3 separate regions of the Homo sapiens genome follow, and regions 2 and 3 are each linked to region 1. Evidence: chromatin loops called from intact Hi-C (ENCODE). Cell type or tissue: heart right ventricle. All regions are shown on one strand. Region 1 holds the start of LOC105375481 (a long non-coding RNA gene). Region 2 overlaps AASS (aminoadipate-semialdehyde synthase). Region 3 overlaps LOC102724527 (a long non-coding RNA gene).

What was found. Peaks named below come from ENCODE experiments on the same cell type or tissue, not always from the same donor. Only the 100,000 strongest peaks of a DNase experiment are listed, where the experiment ranks them.
Region 2: it touches region 1 in a loop (16-fold over the local background); 51 of 110 quality-filtered maps call a loop at or near these places.
Region 3: a loop joins it to region 1, with 6 times the contacts of the local background. A loop is called at or near these places in 83 of 110 quality-filtered maps.

The regions. Positions count from the first base shown.
Region 1 is chr7:122,527,174-122,532,173 of GRCh38, forward strand. All of the region lies in intron 8 of CADPS2 (calcium dependent secretion activator 2), which reads right to left. It overlaps LOC105375481 (a long non-coding RNA gene), which reads left to right and starts at 559. Exons shown (of 4, transcript XR_001745347.2): 1 at 559-637; 2 at 4,017-4,115. RefSeq lists enhancers at 1-495, 496-996. In heart right ventricle, a CTCF peak has its summit at 1,880 (motif pointing left); no DNase peak of the experiment used is centred here.
Region 2 is chr7:122,090,480-122,095,479 of GRCh38, forward strand. It overlaps AASS (aminoadipate-semialdehyde synthase), which reads right to left. Exons shown (of 24, transcript NM_005763.4): 16 at 2,569-2,679; 17 at 2,364-2,472; 18 at 1,224-1,364. Among named protein-coding and RNA genes, the nearest start is that of AASS, 51 kb to the right of the region's middle. In heart right ventricle, a CTCF peak has its summit at 2,648 (motif pointing right); a DNase peak (open chromatin) is centred at 2,642.
Region 3 is chr7:122,217,358-122,222,357 of GRCh38, forward strand. It overlaps LOC102724527 (a long non-coding RNA gene), which reads left to right. Exons shown (of 6, transcript XR_007060500.1): 6 at 785-1,920. Among named protein-coding and RNA genes, the nearest start is that of AASS, 76 kb to the left of the region's middle. In heart right ventricle, CTCF peaks have their summits at 2,079 (motif pointing right) and 2,282; no DNase peak of the experiment used is centred here.

The sequences.
Region 1 (5,000 bases):
AATGATGAAAACATTAAGGAAGCATGGAGCAGCTGCTGTGAAAACAGGCTTGGAGGTTCAGGAATCTAGTGCACCTTAAGCCCCTTTATGCCGAAAAGGGACTTCCAGGGCTCTTCAACCACCGCTGAAAATGGCTTCAATCTCACAGCATCACAAGGACCTTTCAGTCAAAATGGAACAGAATATATTATATGTCTAAAGATCTCAAAATGCTACCAGATTTCTAACTCTCACTAATATGCTAAAAAAAAAAAAAACACAAAACTGTCTGATATTGACAGTTGGAATCTCTGAGGAGACCAAGTAATTCAGTATCTCTTTTCTTTGCCCGAGTTCTGAACAAATTGACTTAAAAGAGTAGACAGAGTACAAAACATCACCTTTAATACTGGTAAAGATAATACTGAATAGAGAGAGAGAGAGAGAGAGAGAGAGAGAGAGAGAGTGTGTGTGTGTGTGTGTGTGTGTGTGTGTGTGTGTTTCCTGCAAGTGGTGGGCTTCCTTATGAGGTTCAGTATTATTATGACACGTATTTTCCCCAGCCCAGTCACAGATAGTGCTAAGAGGACAGGCTGTTCCATGAGAAGATCTTGCCCATGACAGGCTTGTGCAGAATGAACAGAGAACATTCATTACGGTAATGAATATCCCTTACATGGAAGCAAGTATTGGGAATGGAGAATAAATGTTTCCCCCAAAACAGAGAGAGAAGGGTGAAAATAATGAGAGAGACAGACAAACAGAGAAAGAGAGAGAACCTAAATGATTCTCTAAATGGCTAAGTGCCAGGTATAAGATTTACTTTTCTCATTTGTAAAACAAGAATAGCAATATTAGCTCCCTTGCTATAATAGATGGGGTCATTACAAAAATCTGCTGCAATGATGTATGAAAGGGGCCTTTGTAACTATAAAACACAATGTAGATGAAGGCATTAGTGGTGGTGGTGGTGGTGGTGGTGGTGGTGGTGGTGGTGGTGGTGGTGGTAAGCAGAACAGAAAATATTTCAACTTAACTTGTTTGAAGGACTCTTTGGGGTGTGAGGATGGTAATAAACTTTTCAGCTTTGTCCCATTTAAGGAAAAAAGCTTTCCAAGAATGGGGCAAGAATGTAAGTATATCTTTTTCTAAAATGAAGAATACCTACAATGTCACACATTACAACAACAAAAACTAGCTCTTCTTATTCATTAGATAAAAGCAATGTTTCTAAAGAGTACCTGTATTATGTTGCAAGCTACAGAATTTCTTAAGTTCTTAAGAAATTGCTACTTATCAACCAACTAACAAATTCTAGACTACTACAAAAATTATAACGTTCAGCTTCTCTCTCATGTATCTTTATTTAGGGGAGAATGAATAACTAAGTAAAGCCAGTAGTCATAAAGAATCCATGGGCAGTAAGGATGGACTACATAGGACTAGATTTATATAATGTTTCTTTTCCTTTTTAACTTAAAGCTTAAGAATTCCATTTATTTATTTGCTGACAAAACTATATTCACAGTGCTTCTGCTTATGAATGTAGGACACATAAAAATGAAACCAAGATAGTAGGAAAAATAGCTTTTGACATTTACACAACATATTCCAAATTTCAAGTTTTGGATATTTTTTGTTAAAACTGACCTTGTGATATCTTTGATTATTCATAAACTACTAAACATTAAAGTTTTTCTATATTAATTTGATACTTTCTTGACAAGTTTGATATGTCCAAAATGAACTACCACTTCACTTCCTTTTAACCTTTTCTTTTTACATTTTTGAAAAAGAAAATGTGTTGAAAATTACTTAATTCTACTTAAATAAGTGCCACTTTTATTATTAATACCAAGTTTTGTACTTTAAGACAATTATTTTCTATTTGGGGGAATGTTTGCGCCATCTACTGGACATATACATATTATTACTTTTGTCCTACAAGAATTACAATGCCATGTCCAAAGGTACTTGTGAAGTTGTTCCTTATAAACCACTCCGAAACAAAATCTATTCCTTTTCTTTCTTTTTTCTTACGGCACATTTCAGCACAGGAAATCAGTACCTTCCCACCCCAAAAAAGCAACACTAAGATATATTAGTTCAAATAACTAAATATTTCTATTTTAATGGAATCATTTCACAGACTCATACATTCATAGGCATACAAATGAAAGAGGCATAAAAACACATTTGGAGTAAAAGAAATAAGTAAGGCATTTATTTCACTGAAAAAAGTATACCCATCCCTAATTTTACAACTATTATAAGCAGAAATCCTTCTCCTATTACACATAAAACTAGGGATAAAGACTAGAAATCTGTTACATGAACTTGTAGAGGAACAATACTAATTAATAGAAAAGAATAAAAGAGTTAAAGCCAGTCTGGTGGTGTCTCTGGATTTTTCTTAATGAGTAACAACCATTAAATGGAATGGGAGGAAAATCAGCCTTTGGAAGAAAATGACTTTTAAATATATTTTTCCTCCCTGTCTTTTGGATGGCACCATCTAAACAGCAGAATTGAAAAGAAACATAAGATTTATTCAGCTTCAATTAAGAAGGTATGTTATTTTTCCACAGGAAAATAAAATGTGGATCCCGCTTGAAGATCCACGCCAAAATTACATTCCTGGGTATGAGGTTTGATTCAATTGCTGGCACATTTATATCTGCTTTTCAGGGAGATACATAAATAATTGGAAAGTTAACAAGAATTGCACTATAATGTTAATAGATTAGAATCCAAATAATTCTTTAACTCTTCAGAGGTTTTTATTTTTTATTTCCTTCCTTTGATCTACAATTAGAAAACTGGCATGAAAAACTTACTTTAGACTCTATAAGACATATTTTGGAATTAGTGCTATTTGACTCACTTAATATTTACTTTGGGCAGTTTAGAACAGAAGATATCCTCATACTTAATACAAAAATAATGCAGAAGATATTATAAAAGGTAAAGATAAATTACCATGGTAGTTCCTACAAGACAGACTTTCAGACAGATGAACACAGGTGAGTAAATGATCCTTAGTAATCTAAAAATAAAATATATTTGTGAACTCTAAAAAGCACAAAATTCTAACAAATTTCAATATAGTTTTCAACAATAAGCTTTGAAATAAGAAAAGGTTTCCACTTAGGCTTAAGTTAGCTTTTTTTTTTTTTTTTCCCACTAGCTTTCAAGTTAATTAAGCTTCACTCTATCTGAAAGTAAAAACAAATTTTAAAAAGTGAGTAAAATGAGACTATGTTACATTAGGAAATATTCTATGCCATAGTATACTCTACTAATGTTGTTAAAATAACTATCCCCACTGCATTTTATCACCATCATTTTCCTTATAACAACTTACCTTTCAAAAGATAAATTTTCTATATTCTAAGTATTGTGCTTTATGCTTTACATATCTCAGTTAATATAACAATCTTATAAGGTTTCAATTATCACTACAGACAACAGTAAGTTATAACCAACTTCTGATACTTTTAATACTACAAAAGACTGTGCTAAAAACTACACATAACTATTAATACACAATATTCATTAAATATTTATACTTTCTGACTTTGCTACAAGATTCACTTTAGCATTCTATTTAATTTTGAAGCAATGGCTTCCAGCTACCATATATATAAAATTGTCTTCAAGTAAGCTTTTTACCTCTTTTATACGGAGGAGATGGTCTTGATCTCAGAACAACAGGATCAAGACCATTCCTTGTATTCTGGGGAGAGGGACCTCCTGTGCTAGATGCTGGATTGATTGTGAATGGGAAAGTGTTCACATGTATAGAATGCCATCCCTGGTGGGCGTAAGATAGGAATCTTCACTGAGAAAAAACCAACAACAACTAAGAGTTAAGTAGTAGGGAAGCCTCACTGAGGTGCCATTTAAAGTCAGCAATCTTGAGAGAGTACAGTGTCACACTGCAGTAGAGAAACAGCTCAGAATCCATCAGTGACAGCAAGCTGTACTGGTAGTTTATTATATTCTTTGTGATTACTTTCTCATTTGTTGTCCTTTAGCATAAAGACTTTCAGAAGTTCTACACTGCTTTAACTGCAGAGAGCGTCAAAGAAAAGAGTGTCCACAATGGAAGAGAAAGAAGAAGAGGTGAAGTTAGGGTATGTCTGAGGTCAAGCACAGTATTGTGGAAAGGATGTGAGAATCCCCCCAGGAGGGGAACCCTCAGAATTCAAGTTCCAGCCTCACAGTCTAGTCATCTACACCTGCAAGATTCTCCTTCCTAAAACCAGAGGTTTGAAGTTCTTCTCTTAAGGGCAACAGTATTCTCTTTTAGTTGTTCCCACTAACTCTTAAGAATGGGGCAACAAAATTACCTACTTATTAAAAAGAGAATGAGTAGAGTCCCTATACTAATATACTTACAGATAAGAATTCTAAGAATTCTAAAACTGGTCTCAGTTGAGTCTCAATCAGTTTTTTCTAATTGTAAATGGAGATAACGATTGGTTTCCTAATTGCTTCAAAGAATTATCCAGAGGATCAAATGACCCAATATATGTATTATCCCTTGTAATAAGTATAAAGATACTACAGAGATGTTTTAAAAAATACTGTTAGCAGGCTGGGCACGGTGGCTCACTCCTGTTGTCCCAGCACTTTGGGAGGCTGAGGTAGGCAGATCACAAGGTCAGGAGTTCAAGACCAGCCTGGCCAATATGGTGAAACCCCATCTCTACTAAAAATACAAAAATTAGCTGGGTGTGGTGACAGGTGCCTGTAATCCCAGCTGCTCAGGAGGTTGAGGCAGGAGAATTGCTTGAGCCCAGGAGGCGGAGGTTGCAGTGAGCCAAGATCGTGCCATTGCACTCCAGCCTGGGTGACAGAGCAAGACTCCGTCTCAAAAAAAAAAAAAACAAAACAAACAAACAAACAAAATACTGTTAGCCTGTTAGCATTATCTTGACATCTAGGCTATGCCCCGACATTGCAAAAAGTTAGATTTGGGAAATTCTATCAATTGGCTGATTTTTCTACATAATACA
Region 2 (5,000 bases), 440 kb before region 1:
CAGCATTCACCTTGTTGCTTAAGAAATTCTTTCTCTCTACTCCTGAAATACATTTCGATTCACAAATACCTTGACAATGTAAAATATTGATGCTAAAATAATCTTTTTAAGACACATCTATGTGATCATATTACTCATCACTCCCTGCAGGGCCAGGACTAGGGCAAGGTGAATGAGGTGCCTACAACACACAATTCAAAGAGGCACTCTGAGTCTCGTTTCATTTTTCTCCAAACTATGAGCATAAACTATGAAGTCAGACAGACATGATTTGGATACTGGCTCTGTCACTTGCCATCTCTTTAAGTGTAGCTGTTATCTTAACTCCCTAAACCTGATTTTTCCCCTTATAAAACTGTCATACCATGAGTGCTAACATCCCTGCCTAGCTGGCACCCTCATATCCTTCAAGGCCAAGCACATCCTCTTCTCCACTAGTTTTTCTTTTCCCCATCCTCCTTCCCCCAACCCCTTCACCAAGGCCAATTAAACTGTTCTCCCATCTGTAGCTCTGAGCCACTTTAACATACTTTGGAAATTTCCCTATTAAATTATAATTACTTATTCCCATGTCTGTCTTTCCAGCCATTAGGCAATCTGGCAAAAGGAGAAAAAAAGCCTTAAGAGTTAGTTAGACCTGGGTTTGAATCTCAGCCAAATGACCTTGGACATGCTCTCTGAGCCATAGCTTTCTTATTGTAAAATAATGAAAATAATATTAAACTTGGAGAGTTCTTATGCTCTGTTACATGGCAGCTGGGGAAGAAATTATAGTTTCTTTCCCCAGCACACCAAACCCTCCATTCCAAGAGCCCCATCCCCAGTCCAGCTGTGAGCTTTCTGAGGTCATGAATTTCATTCTCTGTGACAGTCTTGGGTAACTTGCCCAAAGTCCAGCACATAGTAGGTACTCAGAAAATGTTTGTCATGCTGAAATAAATCAAGAGATAACCAGTGTTTACATATATAGAGAAGTGAATTTTTGAATAGCAGAAACAACTTGCAAGAAGGCCTAGGGCAAAGAATAGGCACAGGCTTTGCTAGGAACAGCAAGGATACCGTGCTAAATAGAACAGAAAATATACACTGGGAAACAACACAGGAGGAGATAATGGAGACAGGCAGCATCACCATTATTAAAGGGTTTGGGATCAGGGAGTATTTAGACTGTCTCAGGCTGTTATTGCAGGTTGATATCACTATGCTTGGATAAGATTCCTCACCTTTCCATCGAGCAGATAGGTGGCAGACTGCATTACATTCATCAAAACTCCCACTGGACTCCAGCTAAATTTATATCTCAATGGATTGTTTGAATGTTCAGGGGCTGGAAGCCCACCACAGTAGGAAATATATGATTCAATCTATAAATTAAAGAATCAATAAATAAGGAAGAATTCACAACTTAGAGAATGTCTAAGTAATTAATTGAAGACAATGATATGAATGGAGTAAACTTGCTACAGTTTTTCATTCTTAAAGTTACTAAGGCATTCAAAAATACATCTTCAAAGCATGTACCATTTGATTAAATAACAGTTAATTTTATATATATGTTTTTTTAAAAAAACTGTAAAAATAGTGACTAACATTTTGTTCAGTTAAAAATCCAACTCTTAGTTCAATTCTGCTTAGTCAGTTCCTACTAACTTTTGTATTCAAATTATATATTTACATATATATAATTTTAATACATATATATACACACACATTCAAAAAACCTAAAACAATCTGAATCATCCCATTTACACCCAATAGTACCTCGCCAAAGGTACTATTTCATAAAAGATATTTCATATCAACAGATTGCTGATACCCAAAGATTCTTCTTACTTTTAAAAGTCAAATCTTATTACAGAATCTTCAAGGTAGTCTAAAATTTGTATTAAGCCAAAATTTTATAGTAGCATCTGTTTCTCCAAAAATTGGTTGCTACCTAAGACTTGGACATTGTTTTCCTGTATGGATATTTTTGCAGTTATAAGATATTATTTAAAATTTCTGGGAGGCTGAGGGGGGCAGATGACCTGAGGTCAGGAGTTTGAGACTGGCCTGACCAACATGGAGAAACCCCATCTCTACTAAAAATACAAAATTAGCCGGGCATGGTGGTGCGTGCCTGTAATCCCAGCTACTTGGGAGGCTGAAGCAGGAGTATTACTTGAACCTGGGAGATGGAGGTTGCAGTGAGCCGAGATTGTGCCGTTGCACTCCAGCCTGGGCAACAAGAGCAAAACTCAGTCTCAAAAAAAAAAAATCTTTAACTTTGATTAAAGGTGTTGCTATATTATAACTCATACTTTGATTCTGTACACAAGAATTTAGACATTTTAATGTTGCCTTTGGGTACAAATTGGGCTCACCGTGGCTCCCACTTCCTTGGCTTTATCTATTGTTTCCATTGCTAACATGTGATCCAGACCAGGGTCCAATCCCAATTCACCAATGATTGTGATGCCAGCATCTTCCACACTGCAGCAGGTGGAAAGAGGAAAAAGGAAAACTTGGATATAAAATAAAAACAATGCCATGGATCCACTCAGTTTGTTTAAAATGATTAAAACTTACCTCTTTTCCAATTCTTTTAGTGCTGGTGTGATGTAGCTTGCAGTGACCATGTTAACTTTGTTTGTGATGCAGGCCTTGGCCACAAGAGGGTGCAATACATAAGGCAACAAGCTTGAAAACAGGAAGAAACTAATCAGAAACTCCCTTTTTCAACTCTACTTTCTAAGGTACTTGAACTGTATTAAAGCTGCATCTTAAGGTACTGTTCTGATTAAATTATTCTCTCAGAAAAGGGAACACTTATACACTGTTGGTGGGAATGTAAATTAGTTCAGCTGCTACAGAGGATAGTTCAGAGATTTCTCAAAGAGCTAAAGGTTGAACTATCATTCGACTTAGCAATCGCATTACTGGTTATCTATCCAAAGGAAAATAGATTATTCTACCAAAAAGACACAGGCACTCACATATTCATCACAGCACTATTCGCAATAACAAAGACATGGAATCAATTGACATGCCCATCAATAGTGGGATTGGGGCCAGGTGCTGTGCCTCATGCCTGTAATCCCAGAACTTTGGGAGGCCAAAGACAGGTGAGTCGCTTGGGCCCAGGAGTCGAGACCAGCTTGGACAAGATGGTGAAACATCATCTCTACAACAAATACAAAAATTGGCCCAGCATGTTGGCGCATGCCTGTAGTCCCAGCTACTCCAGAGACTGAAGTGGGAGGATCACTTGAACTCAGGAGGTCAAGGCTGCAGTGAGTTGAGATCACAGCACTGCACACTAGCCTGGGCAATAGAGTGAGACCCTGTCTCAATAAAACAAAACAAAATGAAACAAAAATAAAAAAACAAAAACCGTGAATTGGATTAAAAAATGTAGTACATATACACCATTGAATACTACATAGCCATAAAAAAGAATGAAATAGTGTTCTTTGCAGCAACATGGATGCAACTGGAAACTATTATCTTATGCGACCTAACACAGAAACAGAAAACCAAATACTGCAGGCTCTCACTTACAAGTAAGTGGGAGCTGAACACTGGGTACACATGGAATTAAAGATGGAAACAATAGACACTGAGGACTACAAGAGGGAAGAGATAAGAAGTGGAGCAGGGGCTGAAAAACAACCTACTGGGTACTATGCTTGCTACTTGGTGACAGATTCATTGATACTCCAGACCTCAGAATCACACAATATACCTTTGTAATAAATGTGCACATGTAACCCCTGATTGTAAAATAAAAGTTGAAAGTAAAATAAATAAATATTCCCTTGGAAAGACGTGATCAATGACTCCCTGTGGGCCACAGAATAAATTCACCCTGTTATCACATCTAAATAGCAATACTCTATTCTATTTACCTGTTGAGGAATAAAGGCCTGAGAAGTGGTTTTATTGTTTATTTTGTTTTTTTAATGAACTAGAGAAAATCTGAAGTATGCAGAGTTAATTTGACAAGTACAATGATGTAGTATGATATTGTTTATGTTGGTTTTTATTTTTTTGGTGGTACTGCAGACAGCTTTACCAAATAGTCAGTAAAAAACAACTTAAATATTGTCATGTAATTGACAGGGTATTTTATTATTCCTACAATAGACTATGGATATACTCATTTATATAACACTCATATTTATGAAAATTTGATATCTTGTGATTATGCAGACCCAGCACCAAATTATAATCCCAAAGCCAAAATTGTTGAAAACCCAATCAAAGTTGAGCTTTGAGTACAGCATCATCTGTTGTTCACCCTGTGGATTTTTAGCCATTCTGATACCTTTACACCGATCAACACCATGAAAGCCTATCTCCTCCTTGGGCCCTTCTTGGAGTCTACTCAATAATGTAATACATGGGCCATCTTGACCTAGTTTGACACTTCCTGATAGCCATTTGGAAGATGTGAAGGTAAAAAGAACAGCAGCCCTATTTTAGTGGAAAGCCCACGACAGAAAACCCCAATCCAAATTATACCTGCCTCTTTAAGAAATTTCTAAAGAGTTATTTTCCTCCACAAAGCTTTCCCAGATTTCCCCAAAGCCAGATATCCTTCCTCTGCATGCATCCAGTTATATATTTATAACATTTAATGGAATTTGCTCCATTCATCCCTATATTTCTACAGCTAATGTATTACATTATTGAGTAGACTCCAGGAAGGGTCCACGGAGGAGACAGGCTTTAACGGTGTTGATCAGTGTAAATGCTATCAAAATGGCTAAAAATCCACATGGTGAACAATGGATGATGCTGTACTCAAAGCTCAACTTTGATTCGGTTTTCAACAAATTTGGCTGTGGTATAATAATTTGGCTCTGGGACTGCATAATCAAAAGAAATTAAATTTTCATAAATATGAGTGTTATAAAAATGAGCATATCCATATTCTATTCTAGGAATAATAAAATACTCTGTTAATTACATGATAATATTTAATTTGTTTTTTAATGCCTATTTGGTAAAGCTGTCTA
Region 3 (5,000 bases), 310 kb before region 1:
TTCATGGCTAAACTCCTGGTTGGGTCAAGATTCTGAGTACAGTACAACTGGCTTTGCAACAGTCAGATGATACTGTATCTGGGCTATCTGATATAGAAGAATATGTAGAGAGGAAATGTGAGTGGCAAAAAGAATATCGAATTCCCGGCCCAACCCAGAATATTCTAAGTGTTGGCAATAGTAGAAAAGGCTATGGCTGCTGAGACGTCCTTCCAACAATAAAATTGTCTCTTTATGAGATCTTCGAATGATAAAGTAAAGTTTTGCATTTAAATGTAATCAAGTTGTTTAAAAATACATAGCAATGGAAAATGTTAGGAAATTCTACCTAAACACAAATGTGTAAAATGATAGTTAATTTTATTTTTGACATTAGTTTAGCATTCCAGCTAAACCTGGGTAAAATTTGAGATTTTAATGAGATGCTCATATAAGGAGAGCTAAATTTCAATATAGCTGTAGTTTTCCTATAGCAGAAACTGCTCATTTAATTCGACAGAAGAGCTATAAATTCAAGCATAAGTGCCAATACATACGGTAACAAAAAAAATCATAAAAGAAACTCTCTTTCATATTTAACACTGGTTCTCTGCCCCAACTACAATTAGATTCACTTGGGGAAATTTTTAAAAAATATTGATGCCTGGACGCCACTCCAGGTTAATTGTGTCATAATGAAATGGGGAGTGGGGGGGTGGGAAGGCACAGATGAAGCTCAGAAGCTCCTCAGGTGACCCTGTTCTGCACCACGATCTACAACGATTCTCAATCTTGCTGTACTTAGAATCACCTGGGGAAGAAACCGCTGCAGACCAAATTGCATCTTAGATCCATTAAATCAGAAACTTGGATTGCTGGATTCAGGTACAAGTATTTTTAAAGCTCCCTAAGTGATTATAATGTATAGCCAAAGTTGAGAACTACTGCTTTGGAGCCACTGGTCTAATGGAACAAATTGCATTGATTTACTTCCCTTAATATTACTATGTATAACTAACTAAATAAGATGTATTATTTTATGTTTCTTCTTAATATTGGCATAAACCAATAAATTAGTGTATGTATGTTTCATTGTTAGAAGAATATATGAATATTATTTTTGTACCAGATATTCCATCAGGAGCAGAAACGTTCACAGAAAAGGGGCACAAATTTTAGGGGCAGAGTAAGATGTGAACCATACAATCAGCTCTGAGCATCCTCCTCTGCCCATTTGCCTCATATGGTTTTAAGGATGGTAAGTGCAGATAAAGCTGTGAATGAGAAGAGGAACAGAGCAGTCATCATGGAACATGAGAGAGAAGCTATGTATTCAAGGCCCCAGAACCACAAGTAGAAGGAGCCTGGATCCCAGATAATTTTGTGGGTCCCATAGTCCTGAATTGCCTGCCCAGGCTTTAACATGAAAGAGAACAATTTCTCTATTTCATTTAAACCACAGTTATTACAGGGTCTCTTTCAACAGCCAAACCTATTACCTAACTAACACAAGTCATGACCAGGTAGTCTTGCTAACAGAATATCTCATATTCAATTAAGTGTTTTAAATATATACCATTGTTACTGCACCTGAACAACCGAAAACTTCTGTGAGAAGACCAAAAATCTATACTTAGTAGAAATTTTCCTTCTTAATTTTAGCATCTACAGAAATGTGCCCCATATTTTGTCCTGTGAATGACTTTCAAAAGTTCAGACTTGTGTAATGCCCTATAAGTTGAACCAAATATTAATTTCTTTGCAATATATAAAGATTTTATTTAACATAGTGTAATATAAAGATAATATATGTCTAATGTAGTAGATGTCAAGTACAGTATGTGTTTGGTATTTAGACCTTATAAAAAAAATTTTTCTAGCTCTTGTCTACCATGTAGGTAACATATTCCCATTTTATAAATAAAGCAATTCCAGAACATGTTTCAATTCTCTTAATTCCATGGTTTTTTCTATATTATCTCATGTTGCAGTTAAATTTAATTTCAAATTTATACTATTTTAAAATCATTATTGGTATTTCTGCAAATTGTAGTTAGTTTCCATTTGAAATTATTTTCCTCACAATTGTGCTTATGCTGCAATTCACAATGATGACACTGGATGGCACCAAATTTTACCTTTTAAAGTTGATTTTCCATTTAAACTATGACTGGTGCACAGCAAATATTTAAGTTACAGAACTTACTCAAAAACTGAATACTTTAATCACATAAATACAAACCCTAATTCCCAAGTCAATGATAAAAACCAACATAATTGCACCACATGTTTGTAACTGAAGAAACAAATTATGTGCATAAATGAAGATTACAATTCTAAAGTGCTGACTGAAAGTGTATTGTATGTAATAACATCAATGGGTGTTTAAACTTGAAATTGTGTAAACCAAAGGAAAACTGTTCAAATACATGAGTCACAGCAAATTCTAGGAAACTTGTAGTATCAAGACAAAGAAAGTAATGCAAATATGCTCCAGTCATAAGATTTCAGGTTGGAGAATACCTAAAGCTTACTGCAACCATCTATTTTCTTGGACAATCTACTCTGAGAGTTCACTCTGATGTTTCATGCCCTTGGTGAGTTTTCTAGTCTTGCCATGGTCCATAATTTTCATATCAGTATGGCCGTCACTTGAAGGTAATAAGCCTTCAAGATGCAGTTCCTGGAAGATGAGTTCCTGGCTCAGGCTTCCTCTTTCCTCTTCCCTCTGAAGGGAATTTATACATTGAATCCCAAATTGTATATGCTGGCTGATTGTGCATCATAACCAGTCTTTGCACACACTACCACTCAAAAATTAAGTGCACAAGAGAAGGAGGAAAACCAGAAGAGTATAATACAATGGAAGGCAAGATAAGAACCTTGTGAGACTACTACTTTCTTCCAATTGAGCAGACCATTAGCTGGGCGTTGTGGCGGATGCCTGTAATCTCAGCTACCGGGAGGCTGAGGCAGGAGAATCGTTTGAGCCCTAGAGGTTGCAGTGAGCACGAGATCATGCCACAGCACGGCAGCCTGGGCAACAGAGCAAGACTTCGTCTTAAAAACAAACAAACATAAAACAAGCAATTAGACCAAAAATATTTGTAATTGTCCTTGACTCCTCTGTTTTTCTCACATTGCAGACCCAATCCACTAGCAGAGCTCATTGACTGTCTTCAAACATGCACAGTACAGGTCACTTCACTCCACTTCCTCTACTATAACTCCAGTCTAAGCCACAATCACTTCTTGCCTTGGTTATTTCAATGGTGTCATAACTGGTCTTGCTGCTACCACCTTGCTTCCCCCAACCACTGTCAACACAGCTACCACAGTGATCCTGTTAAATGTGATGTATCACTCTGTTGTTCAAAGTCCTTCAATGGCTTTCTCATCTTCATTGGTTGGAAAAAATATGACTTTTTAGGTTAAATCTTTATATTTCCTTATGGCAAAAATATGCATTGTCATTGTAATGAAATCCATCATTTCTAAAATGGATAATATAGTGAAATTCCCAGATAACTTTCTCATCCTAGTAAATACTACTGTTGATAGATTGATACGGATACACATTTTATACAAATGGGATTGTAATATAATATTCTTCTGCAAATTACTTTATTGGCTTAACTTTATATCTTTGGACATTGCTCTATGCCACCATATATATATATATATATATATATATATATATATATATATACACACACACACACACACACACTTACCTCACTTTATTATCTGCAGCACAGTGGTTCATTGAATGGTTTTGCTGTGATTTAATTCACCAATATCCAATATATGGACATTGGATTTAGTTTAGAAAGCTTTTTAACAACAGTACTGCAGTGATCATCACTGCATAAGCATTTTTTTATACATATGAGTATATGTCTGTGGGTAAAGTCCTAGAAATGAAATTGCTGGGCCACAGGGTGTAAGAGACATAAATTAGTGTGATTGCCTTAATTCTCCTAGTTGCCATATCTATTCTCCAGTCCTTCTTGTAAGGAAAACCTCTTCTTCTTCCCAGTTCTTCTCAGGTTTTACATGGAAATCACAGTGTTTTGATATGCCCCTCGTATCCCCTGGCCATGGCAGAGTTGATTCTCTCCATCCTGTAGATGAGATTAATGAGTCTCAAAGAGCTATGGTAAATGGACAGATTCCACATGTTTAGTGAGTGTATGAAATAAAAGTCAAATCAAAGTCCATATGAACACAAAAGTTGCGTTCATTATCCTGTGTTGTGCTTTTATACATATATAAATAATTCTGTTGAAAACATCTGAATATGGAAGCTAATTGGCTTCTATGGGACTCGAGATCTAGACTCTGGTTAAGTTTGTGCATTTCTGAGCAAGAATAAAGGAGAAAGTCCCAACCCTTGCATCTAAATATTTTGGCTTCACAGTAATACAAATCAATGCTTCCCAATATTCATGGACTGAGTATTTTACATTTCATCTGGATGTTTGGGGGTGGTGGAGAACAACAGAATGTGATTGAGCACATACAGTGCTCCAAGAGAGATGTTTCTGTTCATTGTGGCATTTGTAATTCGAGGAAGAAAAACTGGTAGCAATAGAAACATTCATTTATTTGGGCCAGATAAAGCACTCAGATACTGTTGATATTTATAAGCCATAATATAGTTGTAGCGATAAGGCAAAAATAAGGCTGCGAAATTCCTTGTGTTACATGGGACATGTTTCAAGGAGAGATGTTTGTTTCTCTGTGGCAAAATTTTCTATTACTCTTCTCTGAAATCACTGTGGTCTGGAGCAACCTTACCCATCCAATCCCCATGTGGTTCTCAAGCAGACAGTATTGCGTGTGGAGCAAACCTAAAAAGTGAGTCAATCTGCTTCAACACAGCCCCTTTCTTAAAGTATATATATTTCCTGTTATAATAAAACCAACATCAACATGAGATGATGATAAGGATGATGATGATAAGAAGAGTTAACATATACTGAGCATCTATAGTTATGCCCAGGCACCATGGTCTATGG